3 separate regions of the Homo sapiens genome follow, and regions 2 and 3 are each linked to region 1. Evidence: read pairs that join two places in POLR2A ChIA-PET (ENCODE). Cell type or tissue: PC-9. All regions are shown on one strand.

Region 1 (2,500 bases):
GAAAGAGAATTTCTTAGAAGACTATCAGTGTTCACAAAGGACGAGGACCAGGAGTTCAGAGGGCCCAGGCCAGGAGCCTGACTGGAGCCACACTGCAGAACTGGATGGCTACTGCTGCTGTGGTCACGGTCAGGCCCGGATGTACCAGGGGCTGCCAGCAAAAGAATCCCATCTCTTGCAAGGGATTCCATAGCGGGAGCAAGGGCCAGGAATTGGCGCCCTGCCTAAAACTCATGGGAATTTCCCCAGAAGGGAGAATATGGGGCTAGGAGGGAAGGAGTAGAGTCTGGACTTTAGATTACAAAAAAAAAAAAAAAAACACAAAAAAACAGGTGTCTCTGACCACAGGGTTGGGCTGAACTGAATTTCAAGAGGACCTTGAACTGGGACAGGGTTGGTGCCACCCCTACTACATATATATCCACTAACAAAACTTGAATCATGCCATTTAAAATATTTATTTAACCAGGCCAGGTGCGGCAGTTCATGCCTGTAATCCCAGCACTTTGAGAGGCCGAGGCAGGCAGACCGCTTGAGCCCAGGAGTTCAAGACCAGCCTGGAAAATGTGGAGAGATCCCATCTCTACAAAAAATACAAAAAAAATAAATAAAATTAGCCAGGTGTGGTGGTGTGCTCCTGTAATCCCAGCTACTCAGGAGGCTGAGGCGGGAGGATTGCTTGAGCCCCAGTAGTTGAGGCTGCAGTGAGCCATGATCTCACCACTGTACTCCAGCTTGGGTGACAGAGCAAGACTCTGTCTCAAAAAGAAAAAAAAAAAGAAAAGATTTATTTAAACATGTATGAGCCTGGGGCAACATGGTGAAACTTTGTCTCTACAAAAGAAAAAAAAATAGCTAGGCATGTTGATATGTGTCTGTAGCCCCAGTTAATCAGGAGACTGAGGTGGGAGGATCACTTGAGCCCAGGTGGTTGAGGCTGCAGTGAGCCAGTCTGGGAGACAGAGTGAGACCCTGTCTCAAAAAAAAAAAAAAAGTGTACTCATTTTTTCCACCTGGTATCGTGACGATTTCCCCCATATGAAGGGCTCTTCTGTACCACTTTTTAAAATGGCGACAGAGCATTGTGTTGTATGAATGTATCATAAATCTACTAAGCCACATTTTACTTCTTTCTTCTCTCCTTCCTTCTGTATTTTTTCTCTCTTTCTCTACTATAATAGTGCTGCAGTGAGCATCCTTGATAGCTAAGGCACTGTGCAAGGAGTAGGCACTTTTTTGAGCTCTTATTCAGTGTTTCCAAATTACTAAGAAAGCTGTGCCCACCATCCAGGCACACAGAGTGTGGCTGCCCTGTTTATGTTTTTGCCCCATGTTCAGAGTCTGACCTCCAACAGACTTCCGGGGCTGCAGGCAAGGGCTGAAACCAGAGCTGGCCGCTGGCCAGGAGCTGAGAACCAAGCCAAGGCTGCCCCCGTTTCCCGTGTCATGTCTTCCTGGAATCTGAAGTACGGGCATTTTTTCTGGCTGATTCAAAGTACCCTCAGAAACTCACTTCCTGCTCCATGTTCTTTTTCCTTTCTCCTGTCTTCTCCTTCTCTCTTCCTTGTCTCTTTTCTTTCTTTCTTTCTTCTTTTTTTCCTTTCTGTTTCCTCTTTCTCCCTCCACTTCTTCCTGTGTCTCTTCTCTCTTTAACTCTGCTCCTCTTTCTCTCTGGCTCTTTTCTCTTTGTGTGTCTCTCTGCTGTTTTCTTCCTCTTTTGCCTTCTTTCTGCACCTTTTAATTTTCTCCGCCTGGAATCCAGCCTCATTTCTGTGTCTTTTCTCTGTCTCTTCGGTGGCTGTCTGTCCTCCATCCACCACTCCTGTTCTGTGAGTCATCCCTTCCCCAGGGAGAGAAGGCAACCAACATTCTCCTTGCTAGGCCTTGATTTTTTATTTTATTTTATTATTTTTTTTTTTTTGAGATGGAGTTTCACTCTTGGCCCCCAGTCTGCAGTGCAATGGCGTGATCTTGGCTCACTGCAACCTCCGCCTTCCGGGTTCAAGCAATTCTTCTGCCTCAGCCTCCCAGTAGCTAGGACTACAGGTACGCATCACCACGCCCGGCTGATTTTTGTATTTTTAGTAGAAATGGGGTTTCACCATGTTGGCCAAGCTGGTCTCCAACTCCTGACCTCAGGTGACCCGCCCGCCTCAACCTCCTGAAGTGCTGGGATTATAGGTGTGAGCCACCGCGCCCGGCCACTAGGACTTAATTTGAATGGAAGGTGATTTTGCCTCTCACAAAGGACAAAGCTAACAGATCTCCGAAGTGGGAGTTGCCTGGTAAGCCAGGTTGACCCAGGCACTCTGGGCTTCAAGGATTGGGAGACACACAGTCTGTCAAGCTTCCATTAGAGGCTCTATCACCCCAGGGGCCAGCACACTGGGTCTGATGACTCACCAGGGCGGCACTGGCGCAGTGGCAGCAGGATGTAGGTAGGGGCACTGGAGTTTATGATGTTGCTGCAGGGAGCAAACCTACTGTGTGTGGGTGGGCT
Region 2 (2,500 bases), 51 kb before region 1:
CACTCAAAAAGATGCCAGGCACAGTGGTTCATGCCTGTAATCCCAGCACTTTGGGAGGCTGAGGTAGGTGAATCGCTTGAGCCCAGGAGTTTGAGACCAACCTTGGTAACATGGTGAAACCTCATCTCTATCAAAAATATAAAAATTAGCCAGTCTCATAACCCAGTCTCTAGATAGATAGATACGATTTTTTAAAAAATTTTTTAAAGAAAAGAACAACAAAAAAAGAAAGCCTGATTTTATTCACGTAAAACATAAGTGAAACATTTATAATGTCCCTTCAATGTTCCTAGGAACCTGCCAGGCACTGGGATAGAGACTAATGGATCTGCAGCCTCTGAATTTACGGAGCTCAAAGTCTGAAGGAGATAGACACATATGGCAAACAATTGCAACGCATAAGACTTAACAATTGTGCTAATGGACACCGTCCAGTGCCCAGAACAAAGTCTGATATATATTTGTTGAGTAAAATGTATCACAAAAGCATCAATTAATTCATTTATTCATTCAACAAATATTTATTTTACCAGGCACTGTTCTTGATTCTGTAGAAACAACAATTAAAAAACATAAAAATCCCTGCTCAAGGGAAGCTTATGTTCCTGCATGGGGAAATGGACAAGGAACATAATTAACAAGAAATTATACAGAATATTAGAAGATGGTAATTACTATGGAGAAAACAAAATCAAGGAAGGGGACTAGGAAGTGCGGGGTGGGGATAGGCAGTTTCGATATGAAACAGAAGGGTAAAGGAAGACCTCAATGTAACGGTGACATTTGCATGCTGATAGCTGCAATATGAAGTACAAGTCACCATTTATAACATAGTCTTAAAATTGTCAAAAATATGCTTAACTTAAATCTAACAAAGCCTATAGATCTAACTTTCAGTTCATAGTAAATACAGAGAACAGAGGAACAAGTTAATCCTTAAAGAAGTAAATGAATTCAGAAAACAAGACATTTTACAAAAGAACTGTCTCAGTTTCTTCATCAAATCAATGTCACCAAAATAGTAACTGTTGTAGATTTTTGAAAAGACTGAATGCCATGTGGGGACCTGGTTTGCATTTTGATTTGAATACATCAACTATAAAAAGGTACTGGGAGAACAACTACAGAAATCTAAATATCAACTAATTCTTAGATGACATTAAAGAATTACTTAACTTTATTCATTAGGGTTAGGTGGCTATGTTAAAAAATAAAAAGTCCCTCTACTTTCTCATAGCAGTGAGAAAAAAAAAGAAAACAACAAAAAGGTATCCCTTTTTAATAGATATGTAATGAAATAATTAGAAAAAAATGACATATCTTTTTAAAAATTCAACAAAACAAGGCTGGGCGCGGTGGCTCACACCTGTAATCCCAGCACTTTGGGAGGCCGAGGCAGGTGGATCACCCGAGGTCTGGAATTCGAGACTAGCCTGGCCAACATGGTGAAACCCCATCTCTACTAAAAATACAGAATTAGCTGAGCGTGATGGCGCACTCCTGTAGTCCCAGCTACTTGGGAGGCTGAGGCAGGAGAACTGCTTGAACCCAGGAGTGCTATTACACTCCAGCCTGGGCAACAGAGTGAGACTCATCTCAAAAAAAATAATAACAAAATAAAATAAAATTCAGCGAAAAAATAGAGCAAATTTGGCAAAATACTAATAACTGTTAAATTCTAGGAATGGATATTTGGTAGGTCACTATAGTATTTTATCTACTTTTCCATAAGCTTAACAATTTGGGGGCTGAGTGTGGTGGTTCACACCTGTAATCTCAGCAATTTGGAAGCCCAAGGAGGGTGGATTGCTTGAGCCCAGGAATTCGAGATCAGCCTGTGCAACATAGCAAAGCCCTGTCTCTACAAAAAAAAAAAAAAAATACAAAAATTAGCCAGGCATGCTGCACATGCCTGTAGTCCCAGCTACTCAGAAGGCTGAGGCAGGAGGATCAATTGAGCCTCGGAGGTCGAGGGTACAGTGAGCCGTGATAGCACCACTGCACTCCCGCCTGGGCGAGAAAGCAAGACCCCATCTCAAAAATAATAATAGTAATAATAATAATGATTTTTGGGCTGGGAATGGTAGCTCACGCTTGCAATCCCAGCACTTTGGGAGGCCAGGGTGCATGGATCACTTGAGGTCAGGAGTACAAGACCAGCCTGGCCAACACAGCAAAACCCCACCTCTACTAAAAATACAAAAAAAATTAGCTGGGTGTGGTGTCACACACCTGCGGTCCTAGCCACTCTGGAGGCTGACGCAGGAGAATCACTTAAACCAAAGAGACGGAGGTTGCAGTGAGCCAAGATTGTGCCACCACTATACTCCAGGCTGAGTGACAGACCAAGTCTCAAAAAAAAAAAAAAAAAAAATGCAAAACTTAGCCTGGAGTAGTGGCACGTCTGCAGTCCCACCTACGTGGAAGGCTGAGCCAGGAGAATCACTTAAGCCCAGGAGTTCCAGGCTACAGTGACCTATGATGATGCCACTAAACTCTA
Region 3 (2,500 bases), 57 kb before region 1:
GTGCGTGATCTTGGCTCAATGCAACCTCTGCCGGGGAGACAGCTTTCTCAGTTGATACATTACATCCAAATACTGCAAAGTGAATGAGAACTTTTCTATGCCATTCTGATGTCATTATCTTCTAATAAAAAACGTGCCACTGGCATTAAAAGCACCTGACCTCCACTGAGTAGTCATGTTAGACACAAGTCAGAGCAACTTGCACCAACAACTGGGTATACAACATTGCTGCCAGTACCACTGCTTTTGGAGTCCCTGGAAAGTGAGTGTTGCAGCTACCACTGCTATCACCAGAAAGAATCTTTCATTCTACCTGTCTTTTTTTTTTTTTTTTTTTGAAACAGGGTCTCACTGTCTCCCAGGTCAGAGTGCAGTGGCGCCATCATGGCTAACTAGAGCCTTGACCTCCTGAGCTCAAGTGAACCTCCAACCTCAGCCTCCCAAGTAGCTGGGACTACAGATACATGCTACCACACCTGGCTACTTTTTTTTAATTTTTAGTAGAGATGAGCTTTTGCTTTGTTGCCCAAGTTGGTCTCAAACTCCTGAGCTCAAGCAATCCTCCTGCCTTGGCTTCCCAAAATGCTGGAATTACAGGTGTGAGCCACCACGCTCAGCCCTACCTGCTTTTTTGAATCACCAGATCCTGATTAGAAGTCTGGAGGAGGCAAGTGTGACTGTCTGAGTGTAAGTCTTGTGCCTGGGCCCCAGCTGCAGGGGAGACTGACAAAGAAATAGTCTGGCTGTTTTAGCTTAGAGAGAGGGAGGTGGTCTCTAATGGGCACCAAAATTCCTGTGGTGAGAAATTTCCTCCAAAGACAAACAGGAATGCTCTCTTGTTCACTGCCATATCTCAAGAATATAGCACAATACCTGACACTGAAAAGATCAATAAATATATGTGAAATGAGAGGAAAAAAAGTACCTAACCAGTGCTGAGAATAGATCATCTTTCTATACTAAAGACAAAATTACTTAAGTGTATGCTCAAAGGATAAGGTGCTTTTCAAATAAGACCAACTCCCTGCCTCCTATATTCAGTTTCTAAGGAGGTCACCAGGCACAATAAGGAGGCCTAAAGCAGGAGAAGGGGCAATAGATACAGCGTTGGAAGATCTAAAATCCTGGCATGCTATGCCACTTATTATGCACATAACTTTAGAAAAGTCACTTTCTTGGGAACTTACCTTAAGGTGTGAAGTGAAGCAGAAAGAGAAAGGGCTTTGAAATTAGCCAGATGTAGGTGTGAAGCCTGGATTCACTACACAACAGCTGTATGTCTTAAACAATTAACCTCTCTGAGCCTTATCTGTGAAATGGGGGTAATAACCTCAGAGGGCTACTGAGAGGAAAATTACTAGCACAAAAATGGGCATATAGTAAGCAGTCAAATAACAGTTCCTTGATCTTTATTATTTTCTTCCTTCTACTAAGTTTGGGTTTAGTTTGCTGTTTTTCTAGTTTTGTTTTGTTAAATAATAGAGACAGGGTCTCACTATGTTGCCGGTTTGGTTTTGAACTCCTGGGCTCCTGCCTAGGCCTCCCAAAGTGCTGGGATTACACGTGTGAGTCACCATGCCCCAGTCTTCTTCTAGTTCTTTAAGTTGTAAAGTTAGATTCTTGATTTGAAATTAGTAACAGAATATATTAACAATTCCAAAACTGAACAAGAGAAACAACCCAAATCAAAACTGGGCAAAGAACTTGAATAGACATTTCTCCAAAGAAGATATACAAATGGCCAAATAAACACATGAAAAGAGGCTCAACATCACTAATCATTACAGAAATGCAAATCAAAACTACAATGAGACACCATCTCATACTCGTTAAGATGGCTACTATCAAAAAACAGAAAACAAGTGTTGGCGAGGATGTAGAGAAATTAGAATCTTTGTGACCTGCTGGTGGGGATGTAAAACAGCAAAGCCACTGTGGAAAACAGTATGATGGAAATCGCTTCTGGGCCTTTTGGCTAAGATCAAGTGTAGGAAAACAGTATGGTGGCTCCTCAAAAAATTAATAATAGAATTACATATGATCCAGCAATTCCACTTTTGGGTATATACTCAAAAAAATTTAAAGCAGGGTCTTGAAGAAATATTTGGACAAATATGTTCATAGCAGCATTATTCACAACAGCTAAAATGTGGAAGCAATGCAAGTATCCATTGGCAAATGAAAAGATAAGCAAAATATGGTATATACACATAATGGAATATTATTTAGCCTTAAAAAAGAAGGAAATTCTGACATAGCCTAACACATGGATAAACCTAGAGGATATTATGCTAAGTGAAAAAAGCCAGGCACAAAAAGACAAATACTTTATAATTCCACTTATATGAGGTACTTAGAGCAGTTGAAATCACGGAGACAAAATGTAGAATGAGACCGGGCACAGTGGCTCACATCTGTAATCCCAACACCTTGGGAGGCCAAGGCAGGCAGATCACCCTACGTCAGGAAGTTTGAGACCAGACTGACCAACATGGCAAAA

What was found. Peaks named below come from ENCODE experiments on the same cell type or tissue, not always from the same donor. Only the 100,000 strongest peaks of a DNase experiment are listed, where the experiment ranks them.
Region 2: POLR2A ChIA-PET joins it to region 1 with 10 read pairs; 26 of 35 experiments call an interaction of 5 or more read pairs at or near these places.
Region 3: POLR2A ChIA-PET joins it to region 1 with 31 read pairs; 26 of 35 experiments call an interaction of 5 or more read pairs at or near these places.

What each region holds. Positions count from the first base shown.
Region 1 is chr11:78,038,767-78,041,266 of GRCh38, forward strand. All of the region lies in intron 1 of NDUFC2-KCTD14 (NDUFC2-KCTD14 readthrough), which reads right to left. It also overlaps a transcript of KCTD14 not described here. Among named protein-coding and RNA genes, the nearest start is that of KCTD14, 17 kb to the left of the region's middle. RefSeq lists an enhancer at 822-1,778 and a silencer at 1,415-1,474. In PC-9, no CTCF peak of the experiment used is centred here; DNase peaks (open chromatin) are centred at 1,425 and 2,392; H3K4me3 peaks cover 785 bases; H3K27ac peaks cover 2,094 bases.
Region 2 is chr11:77,987,862-77,990,361 of GRCh38, forward strand. All of the region lies in intron 2 of INTS4 (integrator complex subunit 4), which reads right to left. Among named protein-coding and RNA genes, the nearest start is that of INTS4, 5.6 kb to the right of the region's middle. In PC-9, no CTCF peak of the experiment used is centred here; no DNase peak of the experiment used is centred here.
Region 3 is chr11:77,981,819-77,984,318 of GRCh38, forward strand. All of the region lies in intron 2 of INTS4 (integrator complex subunit 4), which reads right to left. Among named protein-coding and RNA genes, the nearest start is that of INTS4, 12 kb to the right of the region's middle. In PC-9, no CTCF peak of the experiment used is centred here; no DNase peak of the experiment used is centred here.